Linked DNA regions of Homo sapiens: region 2 is linked to region 1. Evidence: read pairs that join two places in POLR2A ChIA-PET (ENCODE). Cell type or tissue: MCF 10A. All regions are shown on one strand. Links, peaks and the distances in the headings refer to the core of each region. The heading gives the core; the rest is flanking DNA.

The links. ChIA-PET counts read pairs that join two places held together with the same protein. Peaks named below come from ENCODE experiments on the same cell type or tissue, not always from the same donor. Only the 100,000 strongest peaks of a DNase experiment are listed, where the experiment ranks them.
Region 2: POLR2A ChIA-PET joins it to region 1 with 5 read pairs; 5 of 35 experiments call an interaction of 5 or more read pairs at or near these places.

What each region holds. Positions count from the first base shown.
Region 1 is chr4:26,055,566-26,060,937 of GRCh38, forward strand. No RefSeq gene overlaps it. Among named protein-coding and RNA genes, the nearest start is that of LINC02357, 13 kb to the right of the region's middle. In MCF 10A, for the core only: no CTCF peak of the experiment used is centred there; a DNase peak (open chromatin) is centred at 3,206.
Region 2 is chr4:25,969,953-25,975,324 of GRCh38, forward strand. No RefSeq gene overlaps it. Among named protein-coding and RNA genes, the nearest start is that of SMIM20, 58 kb to the left of the region's middle. In MCF 10A, for the core only: no CTCF peak of the experiment used is centred there; no DNase peak of the experiment used is centred there.

The DNA of each region.
Region 1 (5,372 bases), core at 299-5,298:
CTCATTGTTTAAGCCAATTGAGGCAGGCTTTCTGTTTCTTGTAACCAGAAAACATCCTCTTCCGATTCCCACCCCAAGAAGGAGCCTCAGGTTTCCTCTTGCAGTGGGTCCTGAAGTCTCCTTGCTCTGGGAGCTTTTCCAGAATGGAAGTGGTCAACTTGGAGTGAAGCTGGTATCTGGCCTCCCTGAGCTTGGTCTTCTCATCCAAGAGGCCGGAAGATGGGCGCCCCAGCTATCCACAGAAGATTTGAAAGTAAATAGAATTTAGGACGATCAAAATGGTTTCCAGATTATGGCCCAAGGAAAAATGGGCTAAGGCTCTAATTGCGGTAATTATGATAATCAAGTGTACCAGCCGGATGCAAGGAATGGAAGCCCAGTGGGAGCTGGTGAGACCCGCCCTTTACCTCTCGGCTGTCATGTCTAAGCTCACCCTACTGCCCTGTGATGCCAGAAGGGTACTCTGCAAGCCACAATTGACAGACTATGCCCACAGGAGGCACTAGAGGGAGACTGGGGCAAGAGAAGAGGAGAAGGACCTCATTGTTGTCCTTCAGCTCCTGGCAGTGTCCCTCTAGCAGGAGCAGACGGTGAGCTCCACTTGCCAGCTCCATTCAGCATTCCCAGGTGCCCCTCACCATGCACCTGCAGAGGTGCTGGAGCCCACCAACAGCCTGGGACCTAGGGGGTGGAGGAGAAGCTTGACAGCTTCCTCACCTACTCACTGTGGGCATCAGAGCAATTCCTGGCCCACCACCCTGGGGGTGCGAGCATCTGTCAAATCATGCCCCCTCCTCTTCAGTGGTCTGAACACAAGCTATGCAGTTTCCCCCCAGGAGCCCGGCACCAGCATCATGAGACCCTCCTCTGGTAATCACCCTCTCCCCTCTTTTCTGCCAGCCCTAGGAGTAACCTACTCCCGAGTTATCGCAGCATCCTCATTTTCATCTGTCACTGTGTAAAATTCTTTTACTAAATCTCCTGTTTTGAAATATCTACTGTGGTTTCTCTTTTCCTGGCTGGGGCTCATCTGAGAGAGTACATTGATTAGGTTATGTAATCCACAAGTCCAAATTGAAGGTAATCTCAGGCACAATTTGTTCCAGAGCGTCTAAATATGATTAGGGCCAACACTGAATTTTTTGTTGTTTTTTTTTTTGAGATAGGGTCTTGCTCTATCGCCCAGCCTAGAGTGCAGTGGCATGATCACGGTTCATTGCAGCCTCGAACTCCTGGGCTCAGGTGATCCTCCAGCCTCAGTCTCCCAAGTAGCTAGGACCACTGGCATATGCCACCATTTCCAGATAATTTTTTCCCACCCTTTTTTTTTTTTTTTTGAGATAGAGTCTCACTCTGTCACTCAGGCTGGCTGGAGTGCAGTGGTTCAATCTTGGCTCGCTACAAGCTCCGCCTCCTGGGTTCAAGTGATCCTCCCACCTCAGCCTCCTGAGTAGCTGGGACTACAGGTGCCCACCACCATAACTGGCTAATTTTTCTATTTTTAGAAGAGATGGGTTTTCACTATTTTGGCCAGGCTGGTCTCGAACTCCTGACCTCAAGTGATCCGCCTGCTTCAGCCTCCTAAACTGCTGGGATTACGGGTGTGAGCCACTGTGCCCAGCCATTTTTTCCCACTTTCATTTAGAGATAGGGGTCTCCCTATGTTGCCCAGGCTGGTCTTGAACTCCTGGCCTCAAACAATCCTCCCTCCTTAGCCTCCTGAGTAGTTGCGATTGCAGGTGTGAGCCACTGCACCCAGTCCACTCTCCTTCCCAACATTTTCTCAGCACCAGTCTCTTCCGTGTGTGAACTGTTTTTAGGGTGGCCTCCTTCTGGGTAGCAAAAATGACTGCAGCAGCTCTAATCCTCACATCCAGAAGCCAGACCTCATCTGAAGAAGACAGAGAATGCCTTTGTCCCACATTTCTAAACACGAGCCCTGAACTTCACTTTGCTTAGATTAGGTCCTGCCATTTTAACCAATTCCTGTGGCCAAGGCAGCAGCCCACTGATTGGCTTGGTGTGGATTGCATGCTCTCTTCCTAAAACTGGGGTGGGGCCAACACCTATGGGGTCACTGGACGCACAGATGGAAATCAGAGCTTCCTGGGAAGCTATAGTCAGATGCTGAGGAGATCAAGATCCCCTACACTTAATCTCAGATTGTCCAGGGAAGTCCAAGCTTCCTATCACTATTGCTGCTGTTTTTAAAATACAATACCTTTAAAAAATATATAACTACATTAGTCCATTTCTATGTTACTAGAAAGGAATACCTGAGACTGGGTAATTCATAAAGAAAAGAGGTTTAATTGGCTCATGGTTCTGCAGGCTGTACAAGCATGGCACCAACATCTGCTCAGCTTCTAGGGGGAGCCTCAGGAAGCTTTTACTCATGGTGGAAGGCAAAGTAGGGGCAGGCGCATCACATGGCAAGAGAGGGAGCAAGAGAGTGACGGGGGCTCACATCAACCGGTTACAACATATGTGCTGAGTGTGTCATAGAACAGTTCCTCCAAACTTTTTTTTTTTTACATTTATTTATTTATTTATTTTTAAAAAAGAGTCTCACTCTGTTTTCCAGGCTGGAGTTCAGTAGCATGATCTCAACTCACTGCAACCTCTGCCTCTCAGGTTCAAGTAATTCTCATGCCTCAGCCTCCCAAGTAGCTGAGATTACAGTTGTGCACCACCACACCCTGCTAATTTTTTGTATTTTTAGATGGAGTTTCACTGTGCTGGCCAGGCTGGTCTCGAACTCCTGGCCTCAAGTGATCTGCTTGCCTCGGCCTCCCAAAGTGCTGGGATTACAGGAATGAGCCACCATGCCCAGCCCAAACTTCTGATCTTGCATCTCTACCATTTAAAATATTTGAGAGCACAAGCCAGTCTATGAGTACCAAAAACACTCCTGATCATCCATCCTGGTCCCTGGAATGGGCCCCTGACCCGGTTAAAGGACTTCCCTCGGACCCCAGCTCAATAGTTAGTATCTTATGGAGGAGATTGGGTCTTTAACAAGGCTTCTACTGTCCCAGAGCTATCGATAGTACTGCTGCAGAACCTTCCCAGATGACTCAAGGGTGTCGCACAAAGCCCTGCTCAGTGCGGGTGCCAGGGCATGCTCGCCCTTAGGGCCCCACTCTTGGTCTAGAGGAAACCAGGTGGTTTCCCCATTCGACATTCATTTTCTCTTTTTTCTTGTTATAGCCTGGGAGGCAGAGTGTGGCGTGCCTGCCTGTTCACTCACACACGTTTCTTCTGCTTGTTCCAGCTGGCTCAGAGCCCAGCTGTCATGGAGCATGTTCTCTGGCATCCATGCACACACACAGGCCAGTCCTGTGCCAGGGAAACACCATCCCAACTTTCTGCCTGCTGGACCAACTACTCACCTGCAGGGTCTCAGCCCAAATATTAGCTCCTTCCAAAGCCTTCCATGGCCCCCTTGCCAATCTTGCCACATAGCTCCCTTCAAGATGATGATCTGATTTTGTAAGAAAATGAAAGAGGACTTTAAGTGACAATGTAATTCTTTGACAGGAAAGCAAGGCATTCAATAAACGAAAGTAGCACATTTGTGAACAAGCCTGGATGAATATTTAGTTATTTTTCAAACGTGAAATGAATGCTTTTTAAAAAATGAACTATTTTAAAGTGTTCTGAAAGACAGGTTTAAATACTTGTGCTGGTGAACTGGCATCATGTTTTCTTTTGCTTTGAATGTGAGGATGCTCAGAGCTCATGGATGTGCTTGATTCGGTGGCTTTCCTCTGCCTGGGCTTTGAAGAGAATGCTGGCCCTCTTGGTTTTGGCTTTTGTCTTCTGTGAGAGCCCATGAGGACAGCAGCTTGATGGGGTGGACAGAGCTTGGGCTTTGCAACCAGCACTGGGTCAGTCCCTGATGGCTCACTCACTAGAGATGTGCCTTTGACTTGGGCTCGGTTCTCCTACAGGCAGGCCTGAGACAAGATGGGAGAGCAAGTAGCTCCTCTGGACAGGATCACGAGAAATGCCAGGAGGGGAGTCAAGAGGAGACATGGGAAAGAGAAGACAGAAAAGCAACCCAGAGAGCTTGACTGAGCAGGTTAGGTCACCACGGAGGGCAACTGGGAACTAATCCCAGTAGGTATCTTTGAGAGACTGTGGAGCACACCTCAGAGCTGTCCCACCCAAGGGGGGAGGAAGCATGGGGATTTAGCTACCAGCTGCCATCAGCCACAGGGCAAGGGCTGCTCCTAGAGGCATTAGCTCCTTGGCACCTCTGGTCTGTCCCTAGCACAGGCTGAGCCAGAGCCTGTGGCTGAAGAAACCTCTTAGGCATGTTATGGGCTGAATGTTTGCATCCTTCCAAAATCCCTGTGTTGAAACACTAGCCCTGCATGTGATTGAATTAGGAGGTGGGCCTTTGGGAGGTGATTAGGTCATGAAGGTGGAGCCCTTGGGGTGGGGTTAGTGCCCTTATAAGAAGAGACGCAAGAGTTTGCCCACTCTTTCTGCTTTTGAGCATGTGAGAATACAATGAGAAGACAGCCATCTGCAAACCAGGAAGCGGGCCCTCATCCAACACCCAATCTGCAGGTGCCTTGGTCTTGGACTTCCCAGCCTCCAGAGCTGTGAGAAATAAAGGCTTGTTGTTTAAGCCACCCAGTCTCTGGTGTTTTTTCTTTTTCTTTTTCTTAAATAGCAGCCAGAACCGACTGAGACAGGAAGGGACCACTGGTGCTTACAGTAAGGAGCCATCAGGGATGGTGAGAACCCAGGGCGTAAGGAGGGGCAATGACAGTGTCTGCTACCGACCATAAAAGTAAGAAGAACAATAAAAACGTGAATGCTAACTTCAGTGTATGGCTGGGAAATCCAATGAGGTGATACATGTGAAATCACTGTGTAAACTAAGTCATCATACCAACATTCCATTTGATACTAGGGATGGTGATGATGCCAATGACAGCAATGAATCACATGCTAGATCACTTGCTCCATCTCCCTCATAGGAATCCCTGACCATAGATTGGGTTCCAGTAGCTTTTTAAATTTCTTTGTAAATTTCTCAGTCTTTGTAAATTTCTCAGGTGGCTAGAAGTGGCATTTCCTCAGTTTGTTGGACCTGTCCTAAGAGTCAAAAACGAAACCCTGCACAGAAGTCCCTCTCCTTCCAGCCCCGGACCCTACAACTTTCAGCAAATAAATAGAAATGCCTTTTGTTTTATTTCTAGCATTTTGAAATTCAACTTTTTGAATATATTTGCATGGGGCAAAATTCTGGGAAACATTAAATATATTAAGAGGCATACAGTGAAACCATCTCTGGTTTTCACTCATTCAGTTCCCTTTCTCCCAAAAGTCAACATGACTACTATTTTCTCATGCAA
Region 2 (5,372 bases), core at 258-5,257, 86 kb before region 1:
AAAATACAGAAAAGCACAAAGGAAGAAAATAAAAGCCACAGGAAATCCCAGCACCCCGAGATAATCACTCCTTGAATTTTAGGGCCTTTTCTTGTGTGTGTGTGTGTGTGTGTGCGTGTGCGTGTGTGTGTCTACTTTAGAGGGAAATATTTCTTCCCCATAAAGAGGATTGTCCTACATATGCTGCTTTTTATAACCTGCATTTTTTTTAACCTACCACTGAACATTTTTCCGTGTCATTAAATATGCTTCTACCATCCTCATTTTGGTGTCAGCCTCGTCTTCCGATGCGGGGCTTCCTGCCTGGCTGAGCTGCCTTCTCAACCCTCCCCTCCCCAGGACACTCAGCTGTGAAAGGCGCTGATTTGCACAGGTGGATCTAATGAGCTCATCTCGCTTCCCCCTACACATTTCAGTTGATCCGAGGCCCAGGGCTGCCAAGTGGGGCCCGGGCTGTCTGTGGTAGTGGGAGCTTCCCCAACAGCCGTAGACTCTCCGGGGAAATCACCAGTCAGCTCTCTACAGCTTCCTCATTCCCCACATGCCATCTGCAGCTCAGGACACCGGAAACTCAAATCATCAAAAACCGGAGCTGGAAGCTCCCTTAGGAAGCTGCTCCAGCTCCTCCAGCCCCTCAAAAACCAGGCTGAGAGAGGGGAAGTGGCCCATCCACACTCAGCCAGGGAGTCGGTGGCAACGCCAAGACTCAAGTTGTGTGCCTTTAACCAAGCCCGGTCTCTTCTTGCCACCACCCCAATGCCTGTCAGGAGCTGGGGTTTTCCTTCTCCACCCATCAGCCCTGCAGGGTGAAGTCTCCATGGCATTCCTGAGCCCCAGGATGAGCCTGCCAACTTAATAGCCCTAGCCCAAGGCTTGACCTTGGGGAAGGTAACTGCCCCACCAGCCTCCTCTGGATCAAGTCCCAGTTTCACATCCCGGGACATGGTGCGGTTAGAACAGCTGCCTTTCTGACTCTCTGAGGTGGCTGAGTAAACATTCCCACAACATCAGGTCTTCCTGCCACTGGGGCCTATGTTGGTGAAGTGCGCTGGGCTTTGGAGACTGTCACTAGCCGCTGAGACTCTGCTTCAGACCTCCAGGCTCTCAGTCCATGGAGCAGATTCTGGTGGCTGGAGCAAGACCAGGAGTCTGGGACAGCCCTGCCCTTCCAGTGGGCAGTCACTTGGAGATGCCCTCAGGGCTAGCCTGGAGCCCACGTGAGGAGTCTGGTTACCAGGGGAACCTGAAGGAGACTTTGCCTCCATGGTGATTAAAGGAGTCAGGCCCAGAGTGTGCCTTGGGAAGCAGTTCTTCCAGCTGAGAGCCAGTTCACTCATTGTGAAATGGAAGGAGGATTATCCCAGTGCCCTATCTGCAGTTCTTAGGAGTCTCGGGCTCTGTGCCTGATTGCAAGAACCCTGGGGGCCTGGCAGTCAAGCAGCATGAAAGGAATTCCAAGGCCTCATTTCCCCCTTTTTACTGAGGCAATCTTGGCTGAGCCCCAGCCCCAGGGATGCCCCCATGGCACAGGCAGAGCTCCGGATGACCCCTTTTCTCATCCTGCCAGCCAGTGAAGTGTTTCCAGCTCTGCATCGCGGCAGGCCGCTTGTGCTTTATCTTCCTGGCATCTTTCTTCCATTTGGTGGGACAAGAGTCTTCTCCAAACATAAGTCCCTTAGCGCTTTTTCTGCATCTTAAAGAACACACTGCCTTGTTTCATCTTGAATCTACTTCCTTTCTCCTGCAGATTTTCTTAAGCAGCAAGCAGGACCAAACAATTCCCGGTGGTGGCTGTGTCTGCTAAGAACTAATGCCGTTTTATGTTAGACACTAGAGAAGGAGAGAATGTCATCCTGGAGAGTTGTCCTCATGGAAAAGATGGGGAGCAAACTCTCCTGTTTGATGCATGAGAACAGATTATTCTTATTCCCTTGGTGACTGAGAGCAAAGCCCCATGCCCGCTGATCCTTCACTCAAGCAGCTCTCATCAGGAACCCTCTGCTAACCCTTACACCCCACCTCTAGGCCAAGAAACTGGAAATCTTACTCTATAACTTTTATGAGTTCCCATTCCTTCAAAGACAGTGTCATTCTCACCATTGCAAGCCAGCAAAAAGATTTCCACCATCACCAGGGGAAGGAGAGAGGCAAGCCAGAAGAAGGAGGTGAACCCCTCTGGTGGCCCAGGCCCTGGGTCTGGAGCAGGGCAAACACCTCTGAGCTTGGCTACCAAGCAGAAGCAGCAAGAGTTGGAAGGAAGGGTGGAAACCAGGGGACAAGGAGAAGAAAGGTGGGTGGGAGAAAAGGGAGGGGGTTACCCGAACAATGGAGCCCCAAGATTACCAACCTGCTGCACGGAGTGGAAGAGCTACGAGGAGAACAAAGCTCTGCTGAGGCAGCCCCTGCTTCCTAACCCTGCTCACGCATGAAGGCAAGAAACCAGCGATACCAGTATTCCAGGGAGGGCCAGTTATAGAATTTTTGAGGCCAGTGTAAAATGAGATTGTGGGCCACCTTACTCAAAAATTATTAAGAACTTCAAGATGGAGACTGAAGAGGATTAAAGCAAGAGTGGGCCCTTGAGCACGGGGCCCTGGTCAAGGGCACAGGTCACATGTCCATGAAGCCATCCCAATTCCAGGGCTGGGGCTGGTGATCTGATGGTCTCTGGCCTAATTCAGATGCAGTTTATTGAAATTGAAAACAAATCTTGGGGGGGACATAATAAGATCAAATCGAGGGATGGAAGTTACATCAATAATACCTAGTTATTGAGTACCTGCTGTATGTCAGGCTTTCTTCTAAATGCCTTATATATGTTCCCTAATTCAAACTTTATGACAACTAAATGGGGTAGGTACTACCATCATCATCATTATCTGCCAGCTTAAGACACTGAGGCACTGAAAGGTTGAGTGATAGAACCATTGTGACCATTAGTTACCGGAAAGGCTAAGTAATTTGCTCAAGGACATCAAGCTTCCTAAGTGAAAGAGCTGGGATTTGAATGTAGGGCTAGGGCCCATGCCCCTAATCATTTAACAGTGCTGCAAACTTAGTGGGCAATTTCATCCAAGGGAAGCTTCTTTACAAGGAATCATCTTCCTGCAGCAAAGGAGGTTCTAAGTAGAGGTGTTCAGAGAGCCATGGCTGGCAACATTTGAATATAGGCAGGATCCCCTTTACAAAGGGGAAGCCAGCATTGCTATGGAGTTGGATGAAATGACAACAATCCTCATAAGACCTACCACTTTCTCAGTATTTGTGATAAGTCAGCAACTATGCTAAGCATTTTATAAGCACTTTTAGAGCCCAGAATATTAGTGCCTTGTCCTGTTTTACGGAAAAGGAAACAAGCCCAAAGGCACAAAACTTAGAGCTGTCATTCCCTAGAGTCAAGGAGCCAGGATGCAACCCCAGATCAGTCTTCCTCCAAAGCCCTTGCTTTCAACAGCTGTAAGATACAGGTTGGCTTTTAAAGTCCCTTCCACCCATAAGATGCAATAATTCTGAATGTCCATGGGGAAATGATATTGCGTCTGCCTGTGCGGTTTTATTTTCGCCAGTACTGATATTTTTATTGAGAGGTGGGAGGCTGCCAGGGGCCCGTGGAATCTGTTCCCTGTCTTGTGTCAGTCCTCTGGCACGTAGGACCAAATCCTGGCCAGATCCCACCGATTCTTCCTCGCACTCTACAATCTGAGCTTTGTTTAAGTGATGGTGAATGCCTGTATTTCTGATTTCATCTGTGCTTAACAAGATAACTTCATAAGTGCTGGTGTGATGTCCAGAAAAGTTCGTGAAGTCTCACTTTCTTTGAGCCAGGAAGCTTGTGACAACTTCTGTACCTCACACTGACCTGCAAGATGCCCTCTAGAAGTTTCAGAGTTAAAGCCACAAGCTAAAGGGCTTTAAGCCCAAGCACAGGCTAAGGGCTCTTCCAGTTTCCTGTCTCTGCTTCCAAACTGGCCCGCAGGAATTCTGTCTTATGGTTCTGGAACTGTCAGCACCAGCAGGCCCCTAAGGATATTGGAATCCTAAAGGGCACGTGCCAGGACCCAGACCTCTGCCGCTGTAGACACCCTGCTCTTCAGAAGAGCAATACATGTCACCTGTACTAGTGCCTTAGGGCTGCTGTAACAACAGAAAGTTATTCTTTCGCAGTTCTGGAGGCCAGAAGTCTGAACTCAGGGTGTCTGCAGGGCTGCGCTCCCTCTGAAGGCCCTAGGGTAGAACCTGTTCCATGCCCTCTTCTTAGCTTCTGGAGTTCCCAAGAATCCTGGTGGTTCCTTGTCTTGTGGATATATGGCTCCAATTTCTGCATTTATCATCCCAAGGACTTTTTTCTGTGTCTCTGTTTTTTTCTCCTCTTTTTTTCTTCTTTAAGAGACAGGGTCTCGCTCTGTCACCCAGGTTGCCGTGGTGCCATCATAGCTCACTGCAGCTTTGAACTCTTGGGATCAATTGATCCTCCTGCCTCAGCCCACCAAGTAGCTGGGGCTACAGGTGCATGCCACCATGCCCAGCTAATTTTTAATTTTTTTGGAGATGGAGTCTTGCTGTGTTGCCCAGGCTAGTCTCAAACTCCTGGCCTCAAGCAATCCTCCTGCCTTGGCATCCCAAAGTTCTGGGATTATAGGTGTGAGCCACCACACCTGGTCTCTTCTTCTCATTTTATAAAGACAGCAACCATATTTAATTAGGGCCTATCCTAATCAAATATGACTTCATCTTAACTTGATTACATCTGCAAAGACCCTATATCCGAATAAGTTCATGTAGGGGAGAAACTATAATTTCTCCCCTCCCTTTTATGTTCTTATTTGAGACACTCTGGAAAACAAAAGTCAGATTAACAAAAGAGAAACAAGCAGAAATGTATTAATGCATGCTCTGCCTATCATGCGGAAGAGGCCTCAGTTCAAAAGTATTTCTCTCTCAAGCTAGTGGCGTAGAAGCCTTGCTTAAACAATATTTTAACAAAGAGCCATAAATCCTATCTAGTGACAAGACAAAGGAGAGAGCAGTTTCAGTGTTTGAAAAAGTGGGAAAATGTGGGAAGAGAGTAAAATCTGTTCCTAGATTTTCCTGGTGCCTGCAGGTGCTTTCTCTGGGCTGATAAGCAAGTGATGTGTCTTAAGTAAGGAAGGATTCGTGCCTGTCATCAGGCAAGTAGAGGCCAAGGCAGTGTTCCCCTGCATTTTCAGTGTCTTTAACTTAACAATCCTCACTATTTTGAGAAGAAATATTTTGGTTTCCTGCATTCACAGGGACCTCAAGTTAGCACATCAACATATCTTTTTAGGGAACACAATTCCACCCACACATGGCCCATACCTCAGTGAACACACGTGGTGACTGAGGATGTGCGG